2 separate regions of the Homo sapiens genome follow, and region 1 is linked to region 2. A link is a loop called in an ENCODE intact Hi-C map of the cell type or tissue named here. Cell type or tissue: ovary. All regions are shown on one strand.

What was found. Peaks named below come from ENCODE experiments on the same cell type or tissue, not always from the same donor. Only the 100,000 strongest peaks of a DNase experiment are listed, where the experiment ranks them.
Region 1: a loop joins it to region 2, with 5 times the contacts of the local background. A loop is called at or near these places in 38 of 110 quality-filtered maps.

The regions. Positions count from the first base shown.
Region 1 is chr22:34,107,794-34,115,793 of GRCh38, forward strand. The region is part of intron 2 of LINC01643 (long intergenic non-protein coding RNA 1643); the gene reads left to right. Among named protein-coding and RNA genes, the nearest start is that of LINC01643, 94 kb to the left of the region's middle. In ovary, a CTCF peak has its summit at 3,619 (motif pointing left); a DNase peak (open chromatin) is centred at 3,628.
Region 2 is chr22:33,516,231-33,524,230 of GRCh38, forward strand. All of the region lies in intron 6 of LARGE1 (LARGE xylosyl- and glucuronyltransferase 1), which reads right to left. Among named protein-coding and RNA genes, the nearest start is that of MIR4764, 84 kb to the left of the region's middle. In ovary, a CTCF peak has its summit at 3,211 (motif pointing right); a DNase peak (open chromatin) is centred at 3,263; H3K27ac peaks cover 918 bases.

The sequences.
Region 1 (8,000 bases), 590 kb after region 2:
TGTAGTCAATATCCTGGGAACTCAGAAAGATTTCATTACTGTGGATGAATAAGTTTAGCCTGGGGAAAGAGTTGCCGTTCCCTCTGGGTATGCCCCAAACTTCCCATACAGAGGAAATCAAGACGTGTGCGTTTGTTCCTTCCAGGTGGACGGTCCCCTGGAGAGCCCGCTGTGTTGGAAGATGTAGAATATTCATGTAGGTATACAGCTGGCAAGAGGCTGGGTGATGGGGAAAATGATAAGAAAGGGCACTTAAATCAGGAGCCATCTCACAAGTGGAAATTAGTTAAATTCAGTCAATTGCTGACTGATTTTATGTTACGGAACTCAAATGCTCTGAGGCCCAGTCAATCGAAACCCTGTTTCGAAAATGAGCCAGTTATGGATGGATCTGCTGTTCTATTATTAAAAGAAATGGATCTGTTCAGAGAGTAACATACGTAACACTAAGAGCCCGCTTGGTGGATGAATGCACTTGGTTTTTCTTTATTGCCTGAGACCTGGGATTAAATTCTGGAGAAAGTCAGAGACCTGCAGAATTTTTACTGACAAGGCATCCTAGGTATCACGTGATCACTTCATTTACTAATCCTAAAATTGAGGCTCAGAGAGGGCCAGTAAATTGCTGTGGTGAACCCCCTCCAGATTTTGGTGGCTTCCTGAAATAAAGTGTTATTTCTTGCTCTCATCACAGACCAGTGTGTCTAGGCAGGGGCTCTGTTCCACAGAGTCCCTCAGGAACCCAGGCTCCTTCTACTATACCTCCTGGCTCCTCCCATCTGCAAGTCCTCAGAGACATCTCAGTTTAGCTGGAGAAAAAGTGTAAGGATCATGAGAGGTTTGTGTGGGTCAGACATAGAAGTGGCATGTATCGGCCAAGCATGGTGACTCATGCCTGTAATTCCAGCACTTTGGGAGGCCGGGGTGGGTGGATCACCTGAGGTCAGGAGTTCAAGACCAGCCTGGCCAACATAGTGAAACCCTGTCTCTACTAAAAATACAAAAAAATTAGCCAGGCATGGTGGCAGGTGCCTGTAATCCCAGCTACTCAGGAGGCTGAGGCAGGAGAATCGCTTGAACCCGGGAGGCAGAGGTTGCAGTGAGCCAAGATCACACCATTGCACTCTAGCCTGGTAGACAAGAGCAACACTCCGTGTCACAAAAAAAAAAAAAAAAAAAAGAGAAGTGGCACATATCATTTCTGCTCACATGCTGCTGGCAGAACTCAGTGTCGTGGCCACAAAAGGAAAATATAGTCTAGCTGTGTGTCCCTGAAGAGCACATGGATATTGGTGAGCACTGGCCATACCCACCAGAATTAGTGGGTACCAAGCACTAAGTGATGGTGCCAGGCCAGAGAAATGCCACAACGGACAAGAGGGGATATGCCCAAAGCTTCTTTTGATTCTGTCCTTTCTTCCCTTTTCCCTTTCCCCCTCCCTCCCTCCCTCTCTCCTTCCTTCCTGTCTGTCTCCATCTATCCTTTCCTTCTTCCCCACTCCTTCTGCTTATCACCCCCTTTCTTTTCACAGATATCTGGTGAGCATCTGCTAGATGCCAGGGTTGGGGAGAGTCAAGTTGAAGCAAGCATGAACCCTCAAGGACCTACCATTTCAAGGCAAGAAATAGATACAAATACAGGTATGCACAGCATAATAATATTTCATCAATGACAGGCTGTGTATCTTGATCCCATAAGATCATAATAGTGTGTTTTTACTATCCCCTTTCTATGTTCAGATATAGCTAGATACACAAATACTTACCATCGTCTTACAACTGCCTACAGCATTCAGAGCAGTCACATGCTCTGCAGGTTTGTAGCCTAGCAGCAATAGGCTACAACATATAGCTTTGATGTGTAGTAGGCCAGACCACTTAGGGTTTATGGAAGTGTGCTTTATGAAGCTCGCACAATGATGAAATCTCCTAATGATGCATTTCTCAGAGTGTATCCCCATTGTTAAGGGATGCATGACTGTTCTTAGAGGTGAGGTGGAAGTGACAGATGCCACAGGGTGGCTAGGGTGCTCTGGAGACAGCCGGAGGTGAGGAACAGGAGAGAATGGGTGGACTTCCAACGGCGTCATTCCCTAACTGTGCCTTCTGGACCTGCGTAATCTCTCTGAGCTTATTTCCACACCTGTGCAATACCTGCACACCTGAAGGACAGCGATATCCTTCAGGCAGTGGTGGGATGGAATGAGGATTTCTGAAGATGCTGCTACAGTGTGTTGTTATGCTCCATGCATGTTGGTCCTCTTTTCTTTGGCCAGGAGGAGGGGGAGTTAACTTCCTCCCATTGCAGCAGAGAAGGCTGATGATGCAGGTGGCATCTGAGCTGGATCTTGAAAGATCAACTCTTCACTGTACTGGGATATCTAAGGGTCAGCTCTGGGCTGATTGAAAAATTCTGCATCCACATGACAGTGGCTTGGACCATGGCATGTTAATTTCCTATTGCCGCTGTAATAAGTTGCCGTGAATTTAGTGGCTTAAATAGTACAAATGGATTCTCTTTCAATTCTGGGGGTCAGAAGTCTGAAATGGGTTTTGCTGAGCTAAAGTCAAGGTATTAGCAGGACTGTGTTCCTTCTGGACACTCTGGAGGACAATCCAGTCCCTTGCCCTTTCCAGCTTCTGGAAGCCACCTGAATTTCTTGGCTCCTAATCCAGCCTCAAAACCAGCAGCATGGCCTTGCAATTCTGTCTGACTCTGACCCTCCTGTCTTCCTCTTACAAGGACCCTTGTGATTGTGTTGGGCCTACCTGGATCACCCAGAGTCATCTCATCTCTGTGATGTAAGGTAGCATATTTACAGGTTCTGGGGATCAGAACGTGGACTTCTGGTCGGGTATGGGAGGGCGGTGTTATTCCTTCTACTACACATGGCGAATCTGATTTCACAGAGTTTTCACTCTATTAAATGCCTTGTGCTGACTTGGGTACTGGGAAGAGTATTTCATGCCTTCTTCAGTACTGAAGAATCTGTACTGGGTACCACTTCAATGCCACACAATACAAGTTTACTCCTCTAATTTCCTAGATGCAGGATGGGGAGAGAGAGGCATACAGCTGATGTCTCGCCACCTGCTAATCATCCCTCCCCCAATTAGCTAATCCTGGAAATCCCACACTGTAGATATTTATTTCTTTAATATAAGCCTTTGATTCTTTCAAACAAATGTGTGAGAAAAAAAAAAGGAAATGGAGGAGGGAGAAAGAGAGTAACATTATTTGTTGTTATCAGTTGTTTGAATTTCAGTATGAATTAATTTTTGATTATTTTTGTTGTTGAGAACAAATTTAATGGAGATAAGAAGAGAATAAAAGGACTTTTAGTGTTTAGTTGTGTAGAAGGAATGGAATCCATCAGACAATGTGTTAGGGGTGGGTTTGGGTGGAGGTAAGAGCTGGAGAATGTGATGCTGGAGGCTAAAGATCAAGTAGCTCTTTCAAATGTGGTCTCTACCATCCAGTCTTGGGCTCTGGCTTTTCCAGGCTGTTTTGACTGGCATTTCTCAGTAAGCTCACCTAGAATCATTAAGTTTATCCAGAGTCTGCTGTTTGAATGTGTAAGGTGCCTCTTCTCCGCTGCTATGACCGTCACCATTGGAAGCCCTCTAGTGGACAGGATCTAAACATGCACCCGTGTCTCGGGAGCCATACTCTGGTTGAAAGGGACCTGGAGGGGAGAACCCTCGGGTGTGACCCCTTCCCCTAATATGATTACCCAGGCAAAGGGACCCAAGCCACCTCTCTGCACTCCGGAGATCTCCACGATTCTGCCATCCTTTTTGGCACAACCCCAGGGTTGCATTAATGGAAACAGGACACTTATTATTGAGCTGGTTTTGCAGGGCTTGTGTAATGGAGAGCTGCAAGCTGGAAAATACATTGGATTAAGGACAGCATAGTTTTTCATCAGCACAAAAAGGAGCCATAGGTCAATATAGACTTTCTGCTTCTGTGGAGTTAGCCCTTTAGTGTTCCATGTGGGGTGAGCAGGGCATGCCTTTGGGTGACCAGCAGAAAGCGGCCTAAAAAAGAGAGGTTATCACTGATTCAGCTCCAGACTGCAAAATATGACATCAGGAAGTTGTATTAGATGGCTCAGGCTGCCATAACACAATACTAGACTGGGAGGCTTAAGCAACAGAAATTAATTTTGTCCAAGTTCTGGAGGCTGGGAGTCCAAGTTCAAGGCGTGGCAGCGTGGGTTTCTCCTGAGGCCTTTTCCCATGCCTTGCAGATGGTCACCTTCTCACTGTGTCCTCACATGGCCTTTCCTCTCTGTGCAGGCATTCCTGGTGTCTCTTTCTCTTTTCTTATAAGGACACCAGTCCTACTGAATCAGAGCCTCACTCTTACGACCTAATTTAACCCTAACTACCTCCTAAAGACCTTATTTCCAAATACAGTCACATTGGAGTTAGAAGTCCAATGTGAAAAACATCAATTCTGAGGAGGATACACAATTCAATCTAATAACATGGATGGTATTTCTTGGGGAAAATACATATAACTTGTAGGACAAATGTCTATTCGGGGGAAAAAAAAACAGCTACTGAAGACAAATTTCATTCTGGAAAAAATATCCCATGGAAACATATACTTTCCAGCAAAAAAACACTGGAAAACATATACATCGGAAATTATTTTTATTAAAAATCCCCCCTCCCAAGAAAAAAATATTCTCTAGGGAGAATTTTCGTTATGAAAATGTTCACTGTGAAAATATTTAATAGGAAAAGTATCCATTGGAAAAATCATTGCCAAAAAAGCGAGGGAGGGTGATGACATACTGGAGAAATATTCTTTCTAGGAAAAATGCCTTTCAGGAAAAATTTTACTAGGAGAAATGACGACTCAAAAAAGATGCATGAGGTGGGCGGATCGTGAGGTCAGATCGAGACCATCCTGGCTAACATGGTGAATCCTCGTTTCTACTAAAAATACAACAAAATTAGCCAGGCATGGTGGCGGGCGCCTGTAGTCCCAGCTACTCAGCAGGCTGAGGCAGGAGAATGGTGTGAACCCGGGAGGCAAAGGTTGCAGTGAGCCAAGATCGCGCCACTGCACTGCAGCCTGGGCAACAGAGCGAGACTTTGTCTCAAAAAAAAAAAAAAGAAAAAAGAAAAAAAAGATGCGCAGAGGAAAACGTCTACCAGAAAAAAAAAAAAACTTAGTATGAAAAATACCTATAGAAACATATCCTGAATGGAACAAATACCCACTGGGAAAATATGCATAGAAAAATTATGTTCATCATGAAAACAGCCTTTGACTATGTACCTGTAAAAATGAGGAAACTATCATTTATTTTGTATACACCACGTGTCATGCATTCTTCTCAGAGTTTCCCACCTATTAATTTATTTATTCCTCATGAGAGCTTTATGAGGTAGGCACTATCTATGCTCCAATTTACATATGAAGAAGCTGATGCGCAGCGGTTGGGTAACTTGCCCAAGTTTGCACATGAAGTAAAGGGCAGTCCTGACTTTGAACTCAAACAATGATTCATTCATGCAACATTTATGAAGCACCTACTGTGTGTCAAGCACTGTGTTAGGGAATGAGGTCTAACACTGGCTGAAACATAAGCCTCAGTTTTAAGAAATTAACGTGGGAGACAGATTCATAAGCAGACTATGAAACTATAGGGAAATGAGCCTTTGTACATTCGCCTTCACATTGGTAACTGAAGCAAAATGCTCCCACCAGACTGAAGTTTCTTTGTGCGTTTATGAAAGAAGCTGCTGTCCTGGGTCTGCGGCAAACCACAGCTCCCCTGGGAATAACAGCCTCTGGGAAAACATAAACACTCAGGAGAACCCTCATGAGTGCATTGGGAAACATAATCCCAGGAGAAAGTGTTCATCAAAACATGTACCTGATGGGATACTTATTTGAAACCTAGTCCGGTAGAAAGTCTTCTCTCCTCTTTCCGGTCCAGGTCTTTGCTCTTGGCCACATGAGCTCAACTGAGATGGCCAAGGAATGCAATGGCTTGAGTAGTGAAATGGGCTGCAGGAGCCTTGTTGCAAGGGGGGAATTGGATGAGATCTGGTGGAAGTTCTGAGTTCTCTTAATTTTTAAAAACCATTACTTGCTTATGGTCTAACCCCACTCATATGTTAGCTCCATGAGGTCAGAGCTCCCTGCCCATGTAGTTCATCTGTGCGTCCCCAGTGCTTACAAAAGTTGGTGCTCAATAAATACATAGTTCCAAAAGAGGGGATGTTGATCATAGTTATAGCAGAGATGTTAACTGCATGGATGCTGGAGATGACCTAACCTGAATCCCAGCTCTACCATATCCTGGCCGTGTAGACTTGGCTAAGATACTTGCTAACTCTGAGTCTCAGTTTCTTCATCTGTGCTGTGGGGACGATACTATTGTTTTTGTATGGCTCTTGGAGAGATTAAACGACATAATGCCTGTTGAGTACTTAGCCTGTATTTGACACTAGGTAGAGGGTCAAAAAATAATTGGAACTTGTCCCTCCCTTCATGAAGTTTATGGTCAGGTGGGCTATCCCCCAGCTACCAGCCCTCCCCACAAAGCTTCACACTGGAGGCAGGGACCCAGCAAAGCTGGTTATTTAAGTCTGGAATCTGCAACTCAAGTTTTCTTTCTTCCCTGTTGTCTCTAGAGATTAAGTGTGCTGTAGGCTTCCATCTGCTTCTGTAATAAAACATAAATTATTAAAGCCATAAAATATTGATGAACTGTTTTATAAAACAGAGAGACTTTAATGTATTGATTATGAATTGAGAAAGCCTTAATGAGTTTCAGGAGGAGAAATAATTGGGCAATGATGCTGTGTTGATTCATTCTGTGCCCCTGAATGAGAGGCAGTTATGAAAATAAGTTCCTCTTGTACCATTTTGCATCACTGTCATCTTGCATTTGTGCCATGGTACGTTTAAAACCTATGCTTCCATGAACGTTAAAAGCTAACCAGAGAGAAAGAGAGAGAGGGAGAGAGAGAGAAAGGGAGAGGAAAATTCCTTGTTAAAAATCAATGAAGTATTTTAAGTGGAAACTTCCTTGCTTTTATTTAGCTCCCTATGTGGCTCCCAGAGACCCTGAAAAACTGATGGTTAACATTGTAGCTGTTTCATTTTTAGATGGTTCATCCAACAAGAGTCTCTTATTAAAGTTCAGGAGGACTTCTCTCTTCCTTTCATCTTAGGATGAAGAATCCAATAGCCAGAACTGAACTTGTAAGAAGGCAGGACAATACACTTATTTTACAGATGAGAAAACAGAGTTCCATGGAGAGATAATGTCTTGTCCAAGATCCCACAAATCGTTAGTTTTTAAGACTTGGCCTGGCACCTAGGTCTTCTGACTCTGGTGTTGGTGATTCTTCTTCCATTTCTTAAAGGAGGACTTTTGGAGGATGAGAGTTGTTTCAATGTGGAGCGGGTTTTTGGGTTTTAGTCTTGCTGAATAGCATGGAAGCAGAGAGACTAAATGGCCTCTTGACCTCTTGGAAGGCATGTTACAGGGGGATTTGAAATTCCATGGAGTAACGCAGTCACTGCATTAGTCATCTATAACTGGCCTGCTGATCTTCAAAATCTCCCAGGTCAGACTCAGGCTGGCAACTTCAGACACAACCACATCGTTGTGATTCTCAGGAATATCCAGTGAGGGGAAGAGGCTGCACTACTTGCTGATGAATCCCTCACAGCTACTATATGAGATGGGAAGGATAAGTGTAAGTATCCATGAAGGACTCTAGGCTCAGAAAGTCAATGGAGTTGCCCAGGTTCACACAGATCGTTGGTGGCAGAATCAAGGGCTAGGACCATTATATTTGGAGAGGTAGGTTACCATTCCTGTACAAATATTAAATACCATACTGCCTTTTTATTATATTTGGAAGAGTTCACTCCAAGGGCAAGAGTGATATGTTTTCAATGAGACCGGCCCCTGCTGGTCTCATTGAGAACACATGAGGTGAGGGGTTGGTTGCTGACTTCA
Region 2 (8,000 bases):
ACAGTAAGCACAAAGCAGGCAAGGCAGATGTGTGCCTGGTGTGACGAAGGCAGGCAAGACATCCAGCGGGCTGAAATAGTGTGAGGATGTGGGGAGAGGCCCACATCCCTATGTCTCACCAGGGCCAGCTTTAGGGACACAGGATCTAAAGGGCCTTGTGCTGACGAAGACCCTGTGCTTGGTTTAATGGCTTGCTATCACCATTTTGAAACTCCTAACACATTTCTTTAAAAAAAGGAAGCCCCACCTTTCATTTTGCACCAGGCCTCACAAATTATACAGCTGGTCCTGCATCCCATCAGACCACTGAGGACAGACCAAGATGATGGGGTGGAAGCCTCCCCAACTTCCTCCTATTATTATTATTATTATTATTTTTGAGACAGTCTCCTTCTGCCATCAGGCTGGAGTGCAGTGGTGCCATCTCCGCTCACTGCAAACTTCCGCCTTCCGGGTTCAAGCGATTCTCCTGCCTCAGCCTCCCAAGTAGCTGGGACTACAAGCAGGCGCCACCACGCCTGGCTAATTTATTTTTAGTAGAGATGGGGTCTCACCATGTTGGCCAGGATGGTCTCGATCTCTTGACCTTGTGATGCGCCCACCTCGGCCTCCCAAAGTGCTGTGATTACAGGCGTGAGCCACCATGCCCAGCCCACTTCCTCCTATTTAAGCACCTCTGTCCCCTGTTTACTAGACAGTAGTAAGTACTCAAGGGAACACATCATTTTCTTTTTATATGTTGACTATAGCCTTAAAAGGCAAACACGCACTCTTATATTGCTACCAACTCTTTGTTATCTACATTAAAAAAGGGACGAGGAGTGTGAATAATTCAGAAGAGCTGATGAAAATCCTCAGCTCTGGGAAGCAGCATGTGGCATTTTTTTCCCTACAAATTCCCCTTAACTGTGAATACGTATTAACTGATGATTCCAGAGCTATACACCTGAGCCACTAGAAAGCTAACTCTGGATTACTAAGAGAAGCTACGATAGGATGAAAAATTGGAAAGTGGCTACAAACTTATATCCCTCAACCCCTCCACACCCCTCTCTGTCCCATCATCACCCAACAAGTACTAAAGACGCACTCTAACCTCTAGGAAAGTTGTCCAATAAAAAGGGCTGAACTCGGTGGAGTAGAGCTACAAAAACATACATATAATGCACAAAGAATTCTTTTTTTGAGACAGTCTCGCTCTGTTGCCCAGGCTGGAGTGCAGTGGTGCAATCTTGGCTCACTGGGTTCAAGCGCGATTCTCCTGCCTCAGCCTCCCGAATAGCTGGGAATACAGGCACCTGCCACCAATATTAGCAAATATTAGCACCCGCCCGGCTAATTTTGTATTTTTAGTAGAGATGGGGTTTCACCATATGGGCCAGGATGGTCTCGAACTCCTGACTTGTGATCCGCCTGCCTCAGCCTCCCACAGTGCTGGGATTACAGGCGTGAGCCACTGTGCCGGGCCGCCCAGAGAATTTTGTATACAACTTCTGAGAGAGTCTGAGAATCCCTGGAATCTACCCACAGACCCGGAGTAAGAAGCTCTTAGGAAGGAGAATGCATGGCCTCAGTCCTGCACTATGTCTGTATCCCACAGATACAATATACCTTAAAGAAGAAGGGGGAGACCTGGGTCAACAAGAGCAGCTTCATCTGGAAAAATCAGGCTACAAAGTCAGACAGCAGTGAGCAGGACTGGCCTGAAGATTATAAGGAGAACTGGGTGATGCCCCAAATTCACTCTCCTTGCTGTCGTTAGATCACTCCAACTCCTACAGATTTTTCTGGGATCTGAGGCACCCTCTCTTCTCAAGGCAATGGGAACCAGGATTTGACTTGAGGAAATCATACAGCTGAGAAGATCTGGCAACTTCATACCTTAAGCCAAGAAGCTAGAATAATGGTTAATGTGCATGAAGTCCTTTATGCTGAGCGCTGCTCTAAATACGTGGCATAGAGGAACTCATCTGTGTGTCACACAAATCCCAGGAATTACATATTGTGATCATCATCCCTATGTGAGAAAATTGAATCCCAAACAGGTTAAATCAACAGCCCAAGGTCACACGCCAGCAAATGGCAGACACAGGATTTGTTTTTGTTTTGAGACACTCTCACTCTGTCGCCTAGGCTGGAGTGCAGTGACACCATCTCAGCTCACTGCAACCTCCGCCTCCCAGGTTCAGGCAATTCTCATGCCTCAGCCTCCTGAATAAAGGCACATGCCACCATGCCTGGCTAATTTTTGTATTTTTAGCAGAGATGGAGTTTCACCATGTTGGCCAGGCTGATCTCGAACTCCTGACCTCAGGTGTTGCGCTGGCCTCGGCCTCCCAAAAGGTTGGGATCACAGGCACGACCCACCGCGCCCGGCCTCAGGCACAGGATTTGAACCCAGGCTGACTGGCTCTGGAGTCTGGGCCCTTCTCCCCTAGTGTTGATCATGATAGTGTCCAATATTCTTGTTCTCCAATGAGGCCCTCCCAGGTCACCAGGCCAAGGAGAATTCACTAGGACAGGAGTGGAAGTGTAACTGCACCCCCTGAGGGGACTGGAGTGGGGCAGAGAAAGGGGTGTGGTACTGACCGTGGGGGTTTAAGTGTTAATTCTGATCACATCCTGACATACATCAAAAGAGACGGTCATGTGTACATATATCCAGGGACCCGCACATCCAGGGACCAACATCCTAGATGTTTCTGCCCCTGGATGTGTACACATATGACTGTACAACTAGCTGACCAGATGGAAGTCAGCTAGTTGGAACTTACCTAAAACAAGACAGCTAGTTGGAATTTGTTTTAGGCAAAAGAAAAGAAAAGAAACACTTTCACAGGCAGCTTGATTCCACAGAGCACTCTGGCTTTCTGCAGATTAAAAAAAAATCTCATGGATATGCTCAAGCTGAAGAATGAAGATCCAAGTCAAGACAGAGGAATCCTGACTCACTGCAATGATCTCTGGCAATTCTGCAGGTCCCTGAGCTGCGTGCGTGCGCGCGCGTGTGTGTGTGTGTGTGTGTGTGGTCACATATGCCTCAGAGAGGAGCATGCCTCAAAGGAGACCCAGGGGGGCTCCCTGGGGTTGGAGGGAGGAACAGCCAAGGCATAATTTCTGCCCCAGAGACAATGAGTTTAAAAGCTCCACTCTGCCACGGGGATATCTAAATTATACTTACAGAAACCTCAACTCTTTATTCATTTGCACCAGAAGGGGGCACTGTTACCTCTAAAACGCATCTCAGGCCACAGGTCCCCATAAAATAAAGTACCAGCCCCTGCACTGGCTCCCGAAGACACCCAGGTTCCCTCTCAGGCTCCAGACACTCCCCACCCACACTGGGAGTTTATTCCCAAATTGAAAAAACAAAAACACGTAAATGATGATTCTCTCCCAGCTTTCTTTGAAATCACTATTTTTACATCCTTGACTGCTCTTCTTAAAAGCAAGTCTGTCATTTAACCAAAAGAGGAAACATAGTATTTTAGAAGTGAAAAACAAGGAAAAAAAAGAGAAAGAAAACAATTCATTCTTTGAGAGGCTGATCTACATGGCCACATCACCAGCCCACATTCTGTTTATGACGCTGGGTAAAAAGAGAACATTTCCAAGTCGTGTTCTTAAGCACAGGGGAATTTGTCTCTTCTTGATATTTAGTTTAAGTAGCATTTTCTTTTCCTTAGGATTAAGAAGTTTGTACTCCCTGGCTTCCTCTTGCTGAGAGGCTAAGAGACTGTTCGTCTATCTGTTTCAGTGGTTTTTCTCTTTTTTTTTTTTTTTTTTTTTTTGGAGTCAGGGTCTCACTCTGTCACCCAGGCTGGAGTGCGGTGGTGTGATCAGAGCTCACTGCAGCCTGGATCTCCTGAGCTCAAGCAATCCTCCCTCTTCAGCCTCCCAAGCAGCTGGGGCTACAGGCCTGTGCTGCCACGCCTGGCTAATTTTCTACTTTTTGTATCGCTCAGCCTCCTGAAATGGGGACTACAGACGTGTGCCACCATGCCTGGCTAATTTTTTATTTTCTGTACTGATGGGGGGTCTCACTATGTTGCCCAGGCTGGTTTTGAAACCCTGGGCTAAATCAATCCTTGCACCTCAGCCTCCCAAAGCGCTAGGATTACAGGCAAGAGCCACTGTGTCTGGCCTCAGTGCTTCTTAAACCATCCTGTACCTGAGATTCATGGGGGTGGCTGTTCTCCAAATCCCACAATCCCGCAGGGAGACAGCAAGCTTCTGCTCTCTGACAAGCACGGGAGGGGACTCTGAACTCTCTGCAGAACACAGCAGTGCTGAGCTGGGCCATCTCTAACTCACTTCCCCACCAACACCTGCCCCCACTGCCCACCTGGGCATTGAGCTGAGCCACATCAGCTTGCAGCTGCTTTCTGTTCACATCTGAATCCTAATCCCAGTCTGCTCTGCCTGACTCCCGGAAGTGTTCTGCGTCTTTCTGTCCTGGTTTTAGTAATGCTCTATGAGACATGATCTGACAGAAATTCATGGGATTCCGTGCAAAACACGAGCTGCTGTTTTGGGACTTCTGTGTGGGCCTCTCTTCCTTCAATGTAAAAAGAAAGCGTGGAGTGGCTCCGTGAACTGATTCCCAAAAGCTCACTTCCTTAAGGCATAACAAGCTTCCAGCTGTATTTTCATTGCACTGATCAGCACCTGAAATCAATGTATCTATTAGTAATAAAAATAAGTAGTAATTTGATTGTGTTGTTTACATGTGTCTGTCTTTGCTGGCAGGTGAGCTCCTTGAGGCCAGGGCACTGATTTTCAGTCCCCAGCGCTTGCCAAAGAGGAGCCTGGATGAGTGTATTTTGGCACTGTTGCCTGGTTGCAAAATGAGATGTCCCACTGGCTGGGAACTATGGGTTATTTCAGGAATGACTATAGGACAGTAAAAAGAGAACACAGTGAAGAAATACGTGGTTCTTAAAAAGTTTCTCCAAGAAGTAGCACACTGTATCAGTCAGCATTGCTGTGTAACAAGTAATCCTCACATGTAGTGGCTTAAAATGCAAGTAGGCAAGCTGGCCTGACACAGCTGGGCTGTTCTGGTTTGGGCTACGGTGCTCATGCCTCTGCAGCCATAAGTACAGCTGTTGGATCAGCTGGGCTGGCTACTATAGGGTGGCCTTACCTGCTAGCATAGGATAGCTCAGATGATGGGGCCTCTCTCCACATGGGCTCTCATCCTCCAACAGGCTAGCCCGGGTTTGTTCACAACAGGGCAGACAGGCTCCCAGAGTGGCAGGGGGAGCCCCAGTGCTCAAGTACTTTTCAGGTCTCTGCTTGTGTCATGCTCATACCATTACATTGGTCAAAACAAACGACAAGACCGGCCCAGATTCAGGAAGTGGACATAGATGCCTCCTCTTAATGGGAGGAGCTACACAGTCTTGGTGAAAGTAACCGATGTAGGCAGGGGAAAAACTTGTGGCCATTTTTTGCAAACACATATACATACACCACGTTTTTTCTACTCACATTCTAATGCAGAGTACTAGCAATGTCTGCAAGGGAAGCTGAGAGGTGTAGCTCTGTGTTAGTCCATTCACACTGCTATAAAGGAATACCTGAGAATGGGTAATTTATAAAGAAAAGAGGTTTATTTTGGCTCATAGCTTTGCAGACTATATACAAAGCATAGCGCCTGCATCTATTTCTGGTGAGGGCCTCAGGAAGCTTCCAATCACGGCAGAAGGCAAAGGGAGAACAGGCAAGTCACATGGCAAGAACAGGAGCGGGAGAGAGAAAGGGCAGGTGCCAGCTTCTTTAAACAACTAGCTCTCATGTGAACTCGGAGCAAGAAGTCACTCATTACCACGGGGATGGCACTAAGCCATTCATGAGGGATCCGCTCCCTTGACCCAAACACCTCCCATCAGGCCCTACCTGAAACACTGAGGATCACATTTCAACATGAGATTTGGAGGTGATAAACATCCAAACTATATCAAGCCCTTAGCTGCTGAGCTACTTGCCAGCTGTAACTGTATTACTGAGGAAGAGCAAGACAAATTTTTGGTGAAGAGTTAGCCACCTCTGTCACAGGCATTTTGTAGACGTTGCTGAAAGGCAGTTCACAGGGGATGTGCTCATTTGCACTCCCACCAGCATCACCAACAGAATGTGTTACCAAACTTACAGATTTTCAGTAATCTGAGAGTTAATAAATGGTATCTCTGGTGCATGCCTGTAATCCCAGCACTGTGGGAGGTGGAGGTGGAGGCGGGTGGATTGCTTAAGCTCAGGAGTTCCAAAGCAGCCTGGGCAACATAGGGAGACTTTGTCTCTAAAAAAAATACAAAAAAGGCCAGGTGCGGTGGCTGATGCCTATAATCCCAGCACTTTGGGAGGCCAAGGTGGGTGGATCATGAGGTCAGGAGCTCAAGACCAGCCTGGCCAACATGGTGAAACCCCATCTGTACTAAAAATACAAAAATTAGCTGGGCGTGGTGGCATGCACCTGCAATCCTAGCTACTTGGGAGGCTGAGGCAAGAGAATCGCTTGAACCCAAGAGGTGGAGGTTGCAGTGGGCCGAGATTGCACCACTTCACTCCAGCCTGGTCAACAGCAAGACTCTATCTAAAAAAAAGAAAAAAAAAAAAGAAACAAAAATTAGCCAGGCATGGTGACACACACCTGTAGTCTCAGTTACTTGGGAGTCTGAGGTGGGAGGATGGCTTGAGCCCGGGAGGTAGAGGCTGCGGTGAGCCAAGACTGCATCACTGTACTTCAGCTTGGGTGACTGTTTTTGTTTGTTTTGTTTTGTTTTGTTTTTGAAATGGAGTTTCACTCTTGTTGCCCAGACTGGAGTTCAATGGCGCGATCTCGGCTCACTGCAACCTCTGCCTCCTGGGTTCAAGCAATTCTCCTGCCTCAGCCTCCCGAGTAGCTGGGACTACAGGTGTGTGCCAGCACACCCAGATAATTTTGTATTTTTAGTAGAGACGGGGTTTCACCATGTTGGTCAGGCTGGTCTCGAACTCCTGACTTCAGGTGATCCGCCCACCTTGACCTCCCAAAGTGCTCCTTGACCTCCCAAAGGCGTGAGACACCCTGCCCAGCCCTCACTATTGTTTTTATTTGCATTCCTTTCTTTTTATTTTTGCGAGGCAGAAGTTGCTTCTCTTTCTGTGGTTAAAAACCAACAACCTGCATTTCCTCCTCTGTGAACTGTGTGTTGATACTCTGTACCCATGGTTACTTGTCTTTTAAAATACTAATTTCTAGGGGTTCTTTGTATCTAATTTTGAGATTAGCCTATTGTCTGTGACATGAATCGCAAACATTTTCCTCTTGGAAAATCTTAATGAAGGCCACCACATTAGATGCAGTGTGGTTGCCCTGTTTTAAATGTCACCATTTGTCAGGAGCCCAGTAGAGGTTACACCTGCTTAATGCTATGCCATTATCTGCATTGTCCATCATATCATTTCTTTTTTTTTTTTCTATTTGTGTTACTATTTCCTGTCCTCATTCTAGGTTTTAAAAATAACTTTATTTTGAAATAACAATAGATGCATATGAAATTGCAAAAAACGTACAGAGAGGTTCTGTGTATCCATCACTCAGTTTCTGCCAATGTTGGTATCTTAGATAACTAGTACAATATCCAAATGAAGAAACTGTCATGGGTACAATATGTGTGTATAGTTCTATGCCATTTTATCGTATGTGTTCAAGAAACCATCATGGCAATCAAAACAGAGAACTGTGCCATCATCACTAAAATCTCCTTAAATCTACACCTCTATAAAAATCAAGCCCAGCCGGGTGTGGTGGTTCACGACTGTAATCCCAGCACTTTAGAATGCTGAGGCGGGCGGATCATGAGGTCAGGAGTTCAAGATCAGCCTGACTGACACGGTGAAACCCTGTCTCTACTAAAAATACAAAAATTAGCAGGGCGTGGTGGCACACACCTATAATCCCAGCTACTCAGGAGGCTGAGGCAGGAGAACTGCTTGAACCCAGGAGGCAGAGGTTG